Linked DNA regions of Mus musculus: region 2 is linked to region 1. The links are chromatin loops, found by intact Hi-C in ENCODE. Cell type or tissue: left cerebral cortex. All regions are shown on one strand.

Region 1 (8,000 bases):
TGCTCTTCCAAAGGTCCTGAGTTAATTCCCAGCAACCACATGGTGGCTCACAACCATCCGTAATGAGATCTGATGCCCTCTTCTGGTGCATCTGAAGACAGCTACAGTGTACTTGGATATAATAATAAATAAATCTTAAAAAAAAAAAAGAAAGAAAGGCCCACAGAGCAGACTGTTGAGATATTTGTCATACGCAGGCAACCTGTTCCTGCATAAGGGAGATGGTGGTCTTCTCATTGGTGGGTTCCTTAAAGTAAGCCCTAAAACATAGACAGTTGGCAAAATAATTTGCTTCTTTTCATTGCATGTTTACACCTTTGAGAGCTTGTTTGGAGGTTTTAGTAGGGAAATTCAAGTGAAACTCCTGGATGCCTTTGACCAAAGAAAAACAGGCTCTCCTCTATTGGGTAAAAGTTGTCCTCGGAGCCGGGCATAGTGGCGCACGCCTTTAATCCCAGCACTCGGGAGGCAGAGGCAGGCGGATTTCTGAGTTCGAGGCCAGCCTGGTCTACAAAGTGAGCTCCAGGACAGCCAGGGCTAAACAGAGAACCCCTGTCTCGAAAAAACAAAAACAAAACAAAACAAAAAAACAACAAACAAACAAACAAAAAAAGTTGTTCTCAGTAGTGGGGCTGGCAGCTCTGTGAGGGATAGACATGGAACAGTGAAGGAGGAAGGGGACACCCACCTAGCCAGCCAGATCAACTGAATCAACCCTGGAAATCAATGAATAGGGGAACATGGCGCAATCAGATCATTCTATGCCTTTAATTAACAACAGAACCACACAACTGAAATGTCCTCTATCAAAGGCTTGGCTGGAAAAAAAAAGTGGCCTTTCAGAAAGATGATCTTGGAAATATGCAGTTGTCCCAATCATTCCTTTGGCATCCCTGAGTTTCATTCTTAATTGGATTCAGCCACTACAAGGTCATGTGTGCCTTCTCTTGTGTGTCCCAGTTGTCATTGCTACCACTGACCAATGCCTGTGGGTTGCAAGGACAGCGGCAGTGATACTGTGCCTGCTGGGTGCTGGGTCTAGTCTTTCTTTTTCTTCCAATGTATTTATTGCAGTGTGCTATCCCAGGGGTTTTACTGTGGAAACTTAAAAAAAATATTTGTTGAATGAGGTATGGAATTTCCTGTAAATACATGAGTCTTTAAATCATTCAGTGTCACTCTATAAAAACCCACAGAAGTCTGGGTTAGAATTTGGTGCTAGGAAAACTTCTACTTTCCCCAAGGAACAAGTAGGCTGCAATGAGCACCACAGTCCTGACTACATTGCTGTTTTTCTCTTTTTCACTTAGGAATCTGTGTTAAATCTGAATTTTAATCACAATAACTGTAATGAAATTTGTGTAGTGCTATATCTGTTTTATTGTCCTCTTGATTAAAAAAAAGAATTGTTTGATTATTTTATTGGTTTGGCTAGGGGGAGGGGAGCTGTAATAACCTGTTTAAAATATGTTGAGGGAAAAGGGATAGAAAATTAAAACAAACAAACAGACAAACAACTCCTTTAATAGGCTACCTCCATCATCAAGGCTCTCTTCTCCTTTTGCTTCTGTTTCTGTCCAAAACCTTTTGATCTAAGAGAGTCTTTAGATTGTTGGTTTCAAGTCAACCCTGGCTCATGGAATCCACAATAGGATCTAGTTCCAGCTGGCGGCAAAGAAGTCTACAGCAAAGGCCACAACCAAAGGAGACTGAGGACAAAGGACCGTGCCAGGCTGCCTGGGCTGCAGGCCAGCAAGTTCGCAGTAAGCTCATAGGGAAGGTGTGCCTGTGTAGGCAGGGATGAGAAGACGCCAAGGTGGTGTCCGGCCAACTTTATTCTATCCAGAGTTAATGAAATTGTCCACAGTGGTTGTCCAAAGCCTTCCAGAGTCTCAGTAAACCTCAGGTGCATGGACACACAAAAAAGCTGCTTCTAGATGGTTAACATTTACCCCCCACCCTTCTACTCTAACCTAAGCTGGGGGATGTGGTTTGAAACAGCTCAATCATCAATGTGCAATCTACCTAGGGGCCTCTTTCCTTTAAACCCAACTGCCAGCATGTTATCTCGTGAAACAAAACAAAAGCCAAACAAACAAAAGCCCGAAGGCACATGGATGAAAAGGAGAGTCCAAGTCACTGTACGTTGCACACTTACATGCTCTTTAAGGTGTCAGCCTCAGAGGGCTGGTTGTACTCAGCCAGGGAAGTACTGAGGCAGGCAAGGGTCTTGTTCCTTAGTTCTGGGTCTGTGAAAACAGAGAATCCTCCATCAGCAAATGGCCCAGGCAGTTTTACCAGAAGGAAATCAGGCGAGGGGAAATGTCTATGCTAAAGCTGTACACAATGCAGATGAGAGTAACAAACCCACGTGGGGACCAAAGATGGCCTGTGGTAGGTGACATTAAACTCACTAAGGTATCCTCTAGGAAAGAGACAGTATGTGTCTAGAACCAGAAAACTATTTTAGCCTTTAAACAGGACTCTCTCCTGGCTATGTAGCAGATGGAAACAATCCGAAAAGACAAGGCAACCTTTTTGTTTGTTTGTTTGTTTGTTTGTTTTTTCCGAGACAGGGTTTCTCTGTGTAGCCCTGGTTGTCCTGGAACTCACTCTGTAGACCAGGCTGGCCTCGAGCTCAGAAATTCGCCTGCCTCCGCCTCCCAAGTGCTGGGATTAAAAGTGTGTGCCACCATACCAGGCCCGACAAGTCAACTTTTAAATATTTATTTATTTATTTATTTATTTATTTATTACACTGTAGCTGTCCTCAGACACTCCAGAAGAGGGAGTCAGATCTTGTTATGGGTGGTTGTGAGCCACCATGTGGTTGCTGGGATTTGAACTCCTGACCTTCGGAAGAGCAGTCGGGTGCTCTTACCCACTGAGCCATCTCACCAGCCCCTTAACTTTTATAAAAATGTACTTATTTTATTTGTTGGCAATGAAAAATTAGAGACAGTTTAACAGACTTGGGAAGTGACTTATACATGAGTGTGGTACTTAAATTTATAGGTAAGGGCTAGGAACAACTCACAGGTAGAATGTCTTTCTCGCTGTATTCAAACCTTGATACTACTCAGGAGATTAATAAATAGGAAAGAAAAGAAAGATAAATACTGAAAGTGTAGAAAGTATTTATGGTATAACAATAAAAAAATATAGACTATAGAAAAGTAGAAAAGTGATAGAATTCATTAAAACCTAGAGAAGGATTGCTTCGCATACCAGGCCGGCCAGAGTGAACATTCACACCCATCTCAAAAATCAAACAACAATCACAAAAAAACTAGATGGCTAAGGATTGGAAGAGAAAATAGACAAAAGAATATTATGTTAGATTAGAAGATTTAAGTATGTTTAAATTGTTTCCTTAAAAGCCCAGTGTGGTTATAACACTAAAAGCAAACTGCTTTAAACAGTGTTCAGTTTGATAGTGCTCCCCGACCCCCAGGGTTCCTTTGTAACTGGGCTCCCGTTGGCCATTCTCGCACACTGAGGTAATACTCTCACACACATCACCTCCAGCCTTTGGAGTGGGGAGAGTCTATAAGTGTCCAATGTAACTGAGAAATGTACCTGAGAGTTTCTTTTGCTTTCTATATGGGATATTATTGGGTAGTAGGAGATGATTATAGTACCTAAGGTATCTCCATGACAAGGGGACCTCTGTGAGAATTTCTTTATTGAACATGGCTGCCTGGGAGTAGGGAAGGAGAGGGGATGGGGCATGACACATTCTCATTGAAGGCATGCTCTGCCTTGTACTATTTTTCTGAGCTTGGGTACAGAGCACATGATGACCACCAGAGGGCGCAATTGTACCATCCAGAAGTGGAGGCTTACACTGGTGTTACTCCACCCTGTATGATCAGAACTGATCTGTGTGAGCTAGAGAAGGGGGTTTCTTTCCCTTAGGAAAATAACTTGGTATTTAGGCATTGAATTTTGACATCTATAAAATAAACGATGCAGGGTGTAGAACAAAAACCTTGTATACTCATTACCCATGGACTTTCTATTTAGTCGTGTAAGATTTGAATAGTCTCACATATTTGATTCACATTTTTCCAATAATGAAATGAAGCATTTATTTATGAAGAATCATGGCTTTATGGAAGAAAAGAAAGAGACATATGGAAGAGCCAGTGGTATTACGCATCAAGAGAGCAAGCTAGGGAAGCTGAATTTGATTTATAACAACTTGCTCTCGAAGCCATTAACCCACTGAGGGAACTACACTAAGCTTTCACAAGAGAGGTGTCCCTGTGATCGAATTACCTTTGATTTGGTCTCACTATGTAGCCCAGGCTTGCCTGGAACTCAGTCTTCCTGTTTCAGCTTTCCAACTGTGGGATTGAAGATGTGTGTCAGCTCATCTGATGGGACTTTTATGATTGCTTCAAATTGATAGATTAATTTATGGATCATTGTCTTGTCTTGTCTTGTCTTGCCTTTGCTTGCTTGCTTGCTTTCTTTCTTTCTCTTTCTCCCTCCCTCCCTTCCTCCCTTCTTCCCTCCTTCCTTCCCTTCCTCTCTCTCTCCCTCCATCTCTTCCTTCCTTCCAGAAAGAACCTTGCAGCTAGGCTGTGGTGCACACCTTTAATCCCAGCACTCAGAGACAGAGGCAGGCAGATCTCTGTGAGTTCAATACCAGCCTGGTCTACAGATGGAGTTCCCGTAGAACTCCCTGTCTCGGGGGAAAAAAAAAACCAAAAAAACCCCAAAATAGATAAAATAAATAAATAAATAAAAATAGTAAAAGAAAGAAAGAAAGAAGCTTGCTAGGTCCCCCAGGCTGGTCCTAAATGCCACTGCACCCTTTTTAGAATTGTCATCTTTATGGTAACAGCTCTTCCTATCTGTGCTTGCTATATCCAGGGTTATATAGAAGATTATATTTATTCATGTCTATTTTTATTTATTAAAATGAAATCATTTTTCATGTATTATCTTAAAATTATATTTTCCATATATATGTCCACAAGTTAATAATTAGCAATGATTATCTCTGAAAACTAGATCTCTGTGGGGGCTGCAGGGAACCAGCTCATTGAAAACTGATCCATAAATGGAAAGATTGATCAACTGTCCTGCCTCCTTATGTAAACTATACCACTGGCTAAGGGGAATATTCCTCTTTGTTGGCATCTCCCAACTAGTAAATGAGGAAGCACTGATAGAATTCCATCTGGCATTATTTTCGCCAGCCCCAGGACTGATGGATCTATAACTACTGGCATCAAAAAGAGACAAGTGAACATTCTGTGTCCTGAGAGACACAGAACTGGCCTTGCCAAACGGAAGAATGAAACCTGAATCTGATTAAGTCTCTAGACTCAAGGACTGAGTAACAGGAAATAGAAAAGCCATGAAACACAAGAACCCACAACAGGAGGACACAGCAGAATCAACACCATGGGAAACAGGACCAAGTGACCCAATTTTCTGAGCATAAACTAAAAGACGAAATAAACTAAAGTTAGGAATAAATAAACTAAAATTAGAAAGTAGAGTGGAATCTATAATTTAAATGACACATAGATCATATTAACTAATTATAATTAACTCAAAATTTACAACCGTAAAACAAGTAAGAACTTGAAAACTATGAAAACATCGTCAGTATACTTAAGAATTCTTTGGATTTTTAGGTGCCATAATGTCTTAGTTATGTTTCTACTGCTGTGATGAAACATCATGATAAAAGCAACTTGGGGAGAAAGGGTTTACATATCCTGAGTCACAGTCTATTGGGGGAAGCCCAGGTAAGAACTCAAATAGAGCAGGAACCTGCAGGCAGGAGCTGATGCCGAGGCCATGGAAGGGTGCTTCTTACTGTCTTGATCCCCATGGCTTGCTCAGCCTGCTTCCTTATAGAACCCAGGACCACAAGCCCAGGGATGACCCCACCCACAATGGGCTGGGCCCTCTCCCATTAATCACCAATTAAGAAAATGCCCTGTAGGCTTACCTGTAGTTGGACTTTATGGAGGCATTTTCTGTTGAGAGTTGGTCTGGTGCTGTGTCTACAAATGCTAAATTCTGAACCCCAAGATCTGGTTGCCACTGGTGAGCAGATTCTCACATACGTTTGTTGTATAAACCTTGCTCCCCAATTTAAAGCTATTGGTTAAATAAAAGGGACTACAGATAATTACTGGGGAGAATAGAGGTACTTTGGTTACTACTGGGCTGAGGGTCTCAAGTAAGGACCACGAGGAGAGAGGAGGAGGAAGGAGAAAGAGAATGGAGGAGAAGGAGAAAGAAAGACAGAGAAAATGAGGTCTCCATTAGGTGAGATGGACCAGGAACACATGGCCAAACTCTATGTCCCTTGATGGCGCAGAAATAACCTAGGCAAGACTCAAACAGCAAGTACTTAGGGAGCATGGCTGGGGAGTTAGCAGTCTGTGTATAGACAATAGATTGGGTGTAATTGTGCTAAGGTGGCCGGGTCATATTAATAATGAATATTTATTAAATAGCATTTAAAAGTGCCATTTACATCCCCCTTTCTGGTGACTACAGCTTGTGTCAAGTTAATATGAAACTAGACAAGAAAAATGACCTCACAGTTACGTCAAGAGTCCTTTCTTGTTTTGTTTTGTTTTGTTTTTCTAGAACTGTGTGGGTTAAATGGGTTAAATGATATAAGCCTGGAATTGATTTAAAAGTGATAAGAAAGAGAGGATGGAGTTGGTGTTATATGGAGAATGTTGGCCAATGAGAGTGTTGTTTCTCCAAGCTATTCTCTAATGGGGGCATGACTCTCTGTACTGTCCTGGTGCCTTTGTATACACTTAGGGTTTTCCATAATAATGGTTAATTTTAAATTCAACTTATGCTTATTATCTTGTCAGCTCTATGTCAACTTGACATGAGCTGTAGTTATCTAAAAGAAGGGAACCTCAATTGAGAAAATACCTCCATAAGATCTGGCTGTAAAGCCTTTTCTTGGTTAGTGATCAGGGGAAGGGGCTCAGCCCATTGTGGGTGGAGCCATTCCTGGGCTAGTGGTCCTGGGTTCTATAAGAAAGCAGACTGAGCAAGTCATGTGAACCAAGCCAGTAAGCAGCACCCCTCCATGGCCTCTGCATCAGCTCCTGCCTCCAGGTTCCTGCCCTGTTTGAGCTCCTGTCCTGACTTTCTTCCATGATGAACAACAATATGGAAGTGGGAGCCCAATAAACCCTTTCCTTCCCAACTTGCTTTTTGGTCATGGTGTTTTGTTGCAGCAACAGAAACCCTGTCACCCACCCTGGGGACACACATCTGAAATCCCAGATCTTGGGAAGCAGAGTCGGGAGGCAAGGTCATCTTCCTCTATATAGTGAGTTCCAAACTGTCCTGGGCAACATGAGTCCCTGTTTCAAAGAAACAAAGCAAAACAAAAACAAAGAAAAGGAAAAGTACTTCATTTACATTTGGTGTCTTGAAAGGCTATCCAACTGATTTTACAAATCTGTGTATAGTAATCAGTCTATTTGTTTTTAATGTCTTGTCTGTTATGATTTGGGTAGTAAATGCCTCTCACGAGTTATGTGCTAAAAAAGGTATTTGCCACGAGCCTGTGCTGATAGTGGAAGGTAGTAATACCTTTAGAATTTGAGCCTAGGGGAAGAAAGGTTATGGGGTGTAGATATTGAGACTCCTGTTCCTTCTTTTTTTTCTCTACTTCCCACTCCGCCCCATGCTCTCTGCCATGATGTTCTGCTTTCTACAGCCCAAAGCAAGAGGCGTGTGACCAGGGATTGAACCCCCTGCAACTGAAACCAACTAAAGCTTCCATTCTTATCTCTGACACAAATCCGACGAACATCAGTACAGTCCTATGTGATAACATCATCTGGAATACTGAGAATCATCTACTCCTTCCGGTCCACTCACCACCACCTCTTTCGGGTCGCTCATCATCTCCTACTTCCGGTCAGTTCACCATCTCCACTTCCGGCCCTCTCAGCATCCCCTACTTCCGGTCCGCTTACCATCTCCTCCTC
Region 2 (8,000 bases), 370 kb after region 1:
GTTTAACCCAGTCTCCTTAAGGGTGTCTCCCAATTTCTTCATTTAACTCAGTTTCCTCCGTACCTGCCCACCTTCCTTGGTACTTAATGTAATGCCTTAGAATAATTTAGTAAGATACTGCTAATAATCACGAGCTAATTACTGAAACTGAGAATCCACAGCGGACCTACCGGTATGGCAGCTTGCCCTCTACAGTTCAGCCCTGCAATTTAGTGGCTCAGAGACGTCCAGAGAAGAACCACTTTCTCTATTTCAAGTCAAAAGCGGCCAAACCCAAGGCTTATTCCCCTCTTCTGGTTTACAAGTACATCCCCAAACTTGATAACTACAACCATAAATCCTCTGTGACTTTAATAGAATTTTCTTTTTATGAGTTTAGACCTACCGCAGAGGAATAAGACTCTGTTACAAAAGGGAGTGTCTGTCTGAATTGCTTGGTTTACTAATAAAGAAAGATGCTCCTCCCGGGATACGAGTACCTCGAATACAGCAGGCTCGGTGCTTCCAGGCTGGCTTCTCTGACAGCTGTGCGCCTCCCCTCCCTCCGAACGGTGGTAGCAACTGCATCCTGGCTGTAGCCTCTTTGCACACAGCTCTTGACCCATACTAGCCCAGGTTCAAGGAGAAAACCCGCCCTTGAACCTCTTCCCACCCGCCTCTTCTCATTTGCTCCCCCTCTGCCAGAGGTCAGCAGAGAGGAGCTTCTCTGTGACTCACACGAGGGCTCTGCCTGGAGCAGTCTCATGACTTCAGCAGTTTTAGCTCATCAGTGCAAAGAATGCATCAGAACCGCAGCAGCTAGCGCTCATGTGTGCACACTCAAAAACAAGGAGGCTCTGCCCGAGAGAATACAACTGGGCACACTGGAGTAAGCTCTCTCTCACTCCAGCCACAAGTCAGTTCTGTGGATACACTCGCTTTCCCAGAATGTGCATAACCCTAGTGTTTATTGGCCTACCCTGGGGCTAAAGTGGTCATGCTGAGGGGTGTTCTATCCCTTGCTTTCATCTGAAAGCCTCTTGGGTTTCAAACTTGTTTTTCTTTTGAGGCAGTCTCTCCCAGCAGCCCAGCTAGTTTCCAAGTGGAGGTAATCCTCCTGCCTCAGCTTCTCCAGTCCCGGGATTGCAGATGAGAGCCATCTGACTCAGATTGGTTTTTCCAACATTAAAATGAGTTTGCAAACTAGCCAACTTTTAGAGTCAAAGGAACCACAGAACGGTGGTATGGAAAGAGAGCTGAGGATTCTGACTCCTTCTCTGCCTCCAAACGAAAGTCAATCTCAGTCTGACAGGGCAAAGCTATTCCTTCAAACACTAGTGATTACCTGTGTTGCTAATACTCTACAAATAGTGGAGAGTCAGGGTGGAGAGCGGAGTTTGAGCTGGGTATGATGGACCCAAGACCTCTGGAAGAGCAGACAGTGCTCTTAACTGTTGAGCCATCTCCCCAACCCCCAGTGGCACACTTGTAATCTCAGTACTTTGGAGACTGAAACAGCAGGGTGATGAGTTCAAGACTAGTCTGGACTACATAATGAGATTCTTTTCAAATTTCAAATAAAGAGGAAACAGAAACTGTGTGAGAGTGTGGTGTGTGTGAGTGTGGTGTGTGTGAGAGTTTGGTATATGTGTGAGTGTTTGTGTGAGAGTTTGTGAGAGTGTGGTGTGTGTGAGAGTGTGATGTGTGTGTACATGCACATATCTCCTCATTCCCCCATTCCTCCCTTCCTTTCATATCAGTATAATTAATGTTTAGTGTCTATAAATACTATATTAGTACTTGGCATTTCTAGGAATCTAATCTGGATCAAACTGCTTTGTAGTCTGTGATTGTAGATAGAACTCTTTTTCTATGAGAGGTGCATAATATTATTTCCATCATAATATGTCAATCACAATAACATACACAACAATATGAGAAAGGGGGCTATGTGTTATCACAACAGTACCCTGGATAGTTAACTTCTGAACTTTCCTCCGTTAAATCTTTACTTTTATGTGATCTAATTGTAGTGGTTTGAATAGAAATGGCCCCCATAGACTCATACATTTGAATGTTTGGCCCATAGGCAGTGAAGGCATTAGGAGGTGTGGCTTTGTTGGAGTAGGTGTGCCTTTGTTGGAGGAAGTGTTTCATTGTAAAAGTGGTCTTTGAAGTCTCATATGCTCAAGCTAGCCCCAGTAGTCTCCTGCTGCCTGTGGATCAAAATGTAGAACTCTCAGCTCTTTCTCCTGCACCATATCTGCCTGCACATCACCACCATGCTTCTTGCCTTGATGCTAATGGACTGACCCTCTGAAACTGTAAGCCAGCCCCAGCTAAGTGTTTTCCTTTATAAGAGTTGCGATGGTCACGGTGTTTCTTCACAGCCATGGAAACCCTAAGACATTAACCTTGAGCATATATTTTAAGTTTTATTTCAAAATAGCTACAAGCAAGCAAGCAAGGTATAGGGTCCATGCCTTCATTGTCAGCACTTGGGAAACAAGCAAGACGATTGCCATGAGTTAGAGGTCAGTCTGGGTTCCAGAGTCAAAACAAAGACAAAAAGAGAAACAATTTGCTACATACGATCTAAGGCAAGTCCATTCAAGGATTTACTAAATAAAGTTTGAGACACTTAGAGAGAGAAAGTAAGAGACCAATGATGCACAATGGATAGGGACTAGGCATAAAATCAGTTACACCTCAAAAGCAGCTAAACTTTTGACTGACATACAACTGAGAGAGAAGTTCTTTCTCATCATAATAATTTTTCACGTATTCATTGTAATAAAATTTGTCAGGAACGCTCATTCAGATCTGGTGAGCTGGTCCATTGGGTAGATGACTCTGCACCAAAACTGCTGACCTGACTTTCCATATTGGAACCTAAAGGTGGGAAGAGGGAACCGACTAACTTTGGCAAGTTGTCCTCTGAGGGCCATGTGCACACCATGACATATGCAACTTGTTGATTCTTTCCTCAAAGATGATGGTGGATTTTGTCATAGACAAATTACATCCTAGCTGGATGTGGTGACAGAGACCTATGTATCATCTGGGCATTTAGGAACGTGAGACAGAAGGATCCTGAGTCTGAGGCCAGGCTGCACTACATATTAAGACCTTACTAAAAAAAACGAAAGAAAGAAATATAAGCTAAGTTCTGCTTTAAGATAATTTCATAAATTTTAGATTAGGGTGTGGGAAGGGGTGGAAGAGTATTTCATTCTGTAGCCCAGGCTAGACTGGAACTCACTAGGTAGCCCTCAGAAGTCTGGCACTTGTGGCAAGCCTCTGGCTTCAGCCTCCCAATTGCCAGAAGTACAGGTGACACACCAAACCAAATAAGTTTTAAAAATTCAAAATGGCCAGCATTTGTGTAAGCTGAAGGAATTGTGTAGTTAACTCACAAACATGCTTGAATAGAGGATTATTTTAGTTAATTAACTTCTCTTTGTATATATGTGTATGTGTGTGTGTGTGTGTGTGTGTGTGTGTGTGTAGATGGTTTATTTCTGAAGGATTAAATTGTTGTTTACCAACTAGAGAGGACATCTGAAGGGAAACTGTAAAATATCCTTCAGAATTTTCAAAATTTAATAATTCATGGTTTGCTGAAGGTCAAGGAAAAACACTGGGTGACTCTTTACGATTTTTTTTTTTAAGCTCTGTGTCCAAAACAATCATTTTTGTTACAAAGATTTCTGAATAAGGACAGAGATGGAGATGATTTCCTTGCAAACAGCATCTTAGCAGTTTATACTTCAGATCAAGGAGGCTGTACCTTCCGCAGCCTGGTGGGCATCCTAGGCCCTGGCCGCCTGGGGCATGCACACTGTTGCTACTGTCCCCTGCAGAGAAGAGCCGCCCGAACGAAGCTCGTGGAACTGAGAGGTCCCTGTGCTTGCTACCCACTTAAATGGACACACACGGACTGTAGCTCGATTCAGATTGCAGCAAGATCCCTCAGGCCAGCTCAGCATGGCTCACTCCTAACTGCATCGTTTCCCTCCCCCCCCCCCCCCCCCCGTATCCCCCACTTCATTCTTTACTCCCCACCCGCCCTCTTTCTCTCCTCCACCCCCACTCCCGCTCCCCCACCCCGCCTTCCCTGGGCTTGCATTTACCGCTCCTCCTCTCTCTTTTCAGTCTCTTTCCAGAGAAGCTGGGTTAAAACAAATGGTTCGTTCATTCATTCTTTTACTTATTTATCTATCTATCGATTTGATGGTTTGAGGAAGTCTCACGTGTAGCCAAGAATACGGATGAATTCCTGATCTTCCTGCCTCCACCTCTGAGTACTAGGATTGCAGGTGTGTGCATCACAGCCACTCTGCCCCCCCCCCTTTTTTTTAACTTAGCAATAAAATTATAGGCTATTGATAATTTCAGTTTAGTTTTTCCTATCATATTTTGGCGGTCCGTTTTCCGTTCTCAAATGTTGTGAATTCAAACTACTGTGTTTGAGAGTTTGCATATTTCACCCGTTTCCTCGAGAGAAATAAAATTTTTATTTATTTTTTAATTTTTATTAAATTTAGTACTTTGGGGAAGGGGAATAATATTGGCTTACAGACAGTTCCAATAGGCTCCTCCCAACAGCTACCCAGCAACAGCTTTCGTCATCACCAGGTGGCCAGCCAGGTTAAAAGCCAGGTGTGGCAGCACATAAGAAGACTACTCACTGGGCACTGCCGGTCCCCCCCCCCCCCCCAGGAGAAGGAGACCGGGGACTAGAAAAGGATTGTGGGAGGGGGTACCGAGAGGGGGGCAGTGAGCGGGATGTAAAGTGAATTAAAAAAAAAAAAAAAAAAAAAAAAAGACTGCTCACTACCCCAGCCCCCTCCCTCCTCTTCTTCGAATCTCTGTTTCTATGTGTTGCTAGTTGGTCTCTCTTTCTCTCTTCCTGTTTTTGTCTCCCCTCTCCCTCCCCCATTCTCTGCCTCTAGCCCTTTTCCAGGTCCCTGCTGGATCTTCCCCCACAATAGATCTTTTTTATATTAGGTCTGTCACATGGCATGGTTTCTCAGGGGAACATCTTGGCAGGGGCCTGCCAGGTAGTCCTGTACTCCCACCACATTATATCACAATATTTCATAACAAATAACATCTAATAATTTTTCTTTAATATGTGGGTGATCTCAGATGTTCCACAGTACTAACATGAAAAATACAATCAGAAATATTGAAAACAAGCCCTAGTACCCACATAATGGAATGCTAATACTTAGGTACAAATAGAATGCTATTTTAATGACAGAGTGGTGATCAAGATACACGATGAAGTGAAGAAACAAAACCATAACAATGCCTGTAGTGTCTTACTCTTGTCATAAAAGAATGAGACAAAAACTCCGAGGTAGTAGCTCATGCATGCAACCCCAGCACTGGGACAGCTGAGGCAGGAGGATTGTCATAAGATTGGCGACAGCCTGCATAAATAGTTAGACCTTGGGTGTGTGTGTGGGGTGACATAAAGTAGCTGGTGGTGCAATTTTGTAACACACAAGATGGCTGAGGCAGGAGGATTTCCAGCTTAAGGCCAACTTGAATTACATATTCAGACTCCCTTCCTTCCTTCCTTCCTTCCTTCCTTCCTTCCTTCCTTCCTTCCTTCCTTCCTTCCTTCCTTCTTTCTTTCTTTTGCTTCTTTGTTTCTTTCTTTAAAAAATTATGTATTTATTTTATGCATATGAGTACAATGTAGCTGTACAGATGGTTGTAAGCCTTCATGTGGTTGTTGGGAATTGAATTTTAGGACTTGTGCTCGCTCTGGTTAGCCCCACTTCTTCTGGTCAACTCTGCCTGCTCAGTCCCTGTTCACTCTGGCCCAAAGATTTATTTATTATTATACACAAGTACACTGTAGCTGTCTTCAGATGAGCTAGAAAAGGGCGTCAAACCAGGCGTGGTGGTGCACACCTTTAATCCCAGCACTTGGGAGGCAGAGGCAGGCAGATTTCTGAGTATGAGGCCAGCCTGTTCTACAAAGTGAGTTCCAGGACAGCCAGGTCTACACAGAGAAACCCTGTCTCCAAGAAAAAAAAGAAAGAAAGAAAGAAAGAGAGAGAGAGAGAGAGAGAGAGAGAGAGAGAGAGAGAGAGAGAGAAAGGAAAAGAAAAGAAAGAAAAGAAAAGAAAAGAAAAGAAAAGAAAAGAAAAGAAAAGAAAAGAAAAGGGCATCAGATCTCATTACAGATGGTTGTGAGCCACCATGTGGTTGCTGGGTTTTGAACTCAGGACCTTTGGAAGAGCAGTCAGTGCTCTTACCACTGAGCCATCTTGCTAGCCCTCAGACCCTGTTTCAAAGAGAACCACAAAACGAATCAACAACAACTTAAAAACAAACAAACAAACAAACAAACAAACCAGAATGCCCTGAATTAAAAAAAATTCTTAAAATCATTCACACAGAATCTATACATATCAATCTATATATCTATTAATCATCTATCAACTATCACCTATCATCTCTATCATCTAACATCTATTTATTTGTGTATCATCTAACATCTATCTATCTGTCTATCTGCCCATCTGTCTGTCTATCTATCATCTCTATCATCTAACACCTGTCAGTTCATCCATCTGTCTGTCTGTCTGTCATCTATCTCCCTGCCCATTTCTCACCAGAATAGGTAGGTTTTCAATAAAATTACAACAGGCATCATTGTTGTGACAGCTCGTGTTGTCATTGTTGGGAAGATGCTTGGTTCCAAGCTCCATGACTTCATAGAAACTGGTCCTCAGAGCATTAGGCTGTCCTAGAACTCCAGCCGATACTCCTGTCTCAGCTTCCTAAGATCCTCTGCCTTCTTACTGTCACTTTCCTCTTCCACTTTGACAGGAGACTTGGATTAAATACGTAACAAGTTCCTCATTATCGGACCCAAGTCTGCTGGATTCATACTTCTGTTGTTTATATAAAAAGCACAACCTTCCGAGAGTGGGAGGGAGCTGAGACAAGTTCTTGCTATATCATCCTGGCTGCTCAGAGCTCACTGTATGCTCAAGTCTGGCTTCTAACTTCTAGTGACCTCTTGTCTCAGCCTCCTGGTTGCTGGGATCACAGGTCTGTGCCACCATTCTCAGTATTTGAATCATTTAGAAAGTCAGTCACACTGAAAACTGAGTTTGACCCCTGAGCCCCACATAGTGAGAAGAGAAAAAGGTCTCCTAAAATTTGCCCTCCAGCTTCCATGAAAGTCAGTTCGTGTCCCACTCCCAGCCCTTCCCATACACACAAAATACAAATGTAATTTAAAAAAGTCAAAACTGGACATGGTGGTGAAAACCTATAATTCCAGCACTTGGGAGATGAAGGCAGGCAGATCTCTGTGAGAGTCCCTTACTGCCTTAGACAGTGGTCCTGTATAACTGCAATGTTATACAAGCCAAGCCATCTCTCACAGCAACACCTTGTAAACAGACTTCCCTGCCTGGGAAGTGATTTTTAGGCCATTGCTTTCCAGTCCTTTTAGCACGTGGACTTACACACAGCATCACTTAGCACTCCTGGGCATCCCAAAATGGTTGAGTCTTGATCCACTACACGTACAATATTGTTTTAGAGGTGAGGTCCTTAGTGTGGGAAAAGCCAGAATAGGAGGCAGGAACCTATTATCAGAGCAAGGAACATGGAATATATTTTTCCTACATAGCCTGTGCATGCTAAGTAAGGGTCTATCCCTAAACTATATTTCTAGCCCTTGAGAAAATAGAGTTGAAAGCTATAAAACGAAACATAGAAATTGGATATTTGACATTTCTGTGCAAACAATGTCCAATACTTCAGGAATCCTGAATTGGAGAACACAGCCATTTCCCTCACGTACGCTTTTAAACACCACCAGTTGCTATCTTACTCTGTATGCAGGACAGTGGAATAAAAGACATTGTGGGAACTGATAACACTACAGTAACTTCACAATGAAAATTAAGCATAAGTAAACAGTACATCAATATTCAACAATAATAATAATAATATAAAACATGAAGCACACGTGCAAGCAAAGG

What was found. Peaks named below come from ENCODE experiments on the same cell type or tissue, not always from the same donor. Only the 100,000 strongest peaks of a DNase experiment are listed, where the experiment ranks them.
Region 2: it touches region 1 in a loop (2.4-fold over the local background); 31 of 42 quality-filtered maps call a loop at or near these places.

Annotation. Positions count from the first base shown.
Region 1 is chr1:59,619,336-59,627,335 of GRCm38, reverse strand. It overlaps Gm973 (predicted gene 973), which reads right to left. Exons shown (of 19, transcript NM_001357842.1): 12 at 2,159-2,249. It overlaps Gm33833 (a long non-coding RNA gene), which reads left to right and starts at 7,424. Exons shown (of 3, transcript XR_373431.3): 1 at 7,424-8,000. In left cerebral cortex, CTCF peaks have their summits at 52 (motif pointing left) and 3,803 (motif pointing right); a DNase peak (open chromatin) is centred at 3,812.
Region 2 is chr1:59,249,578-59,257,577 of GRCm38, reverse strand. Cdk15 (cyclin-dependent kinase 15) reads right to left here and starts at 672. Exons shown (of 14, transcript NM_001033373.3): 1 at 480-672. The coding sequence starts at 605. In left cerebral cortex, no CTCF peak of the experiment used is centred here; DNase peaks (open chromatin) are centred at 663 and 3,911.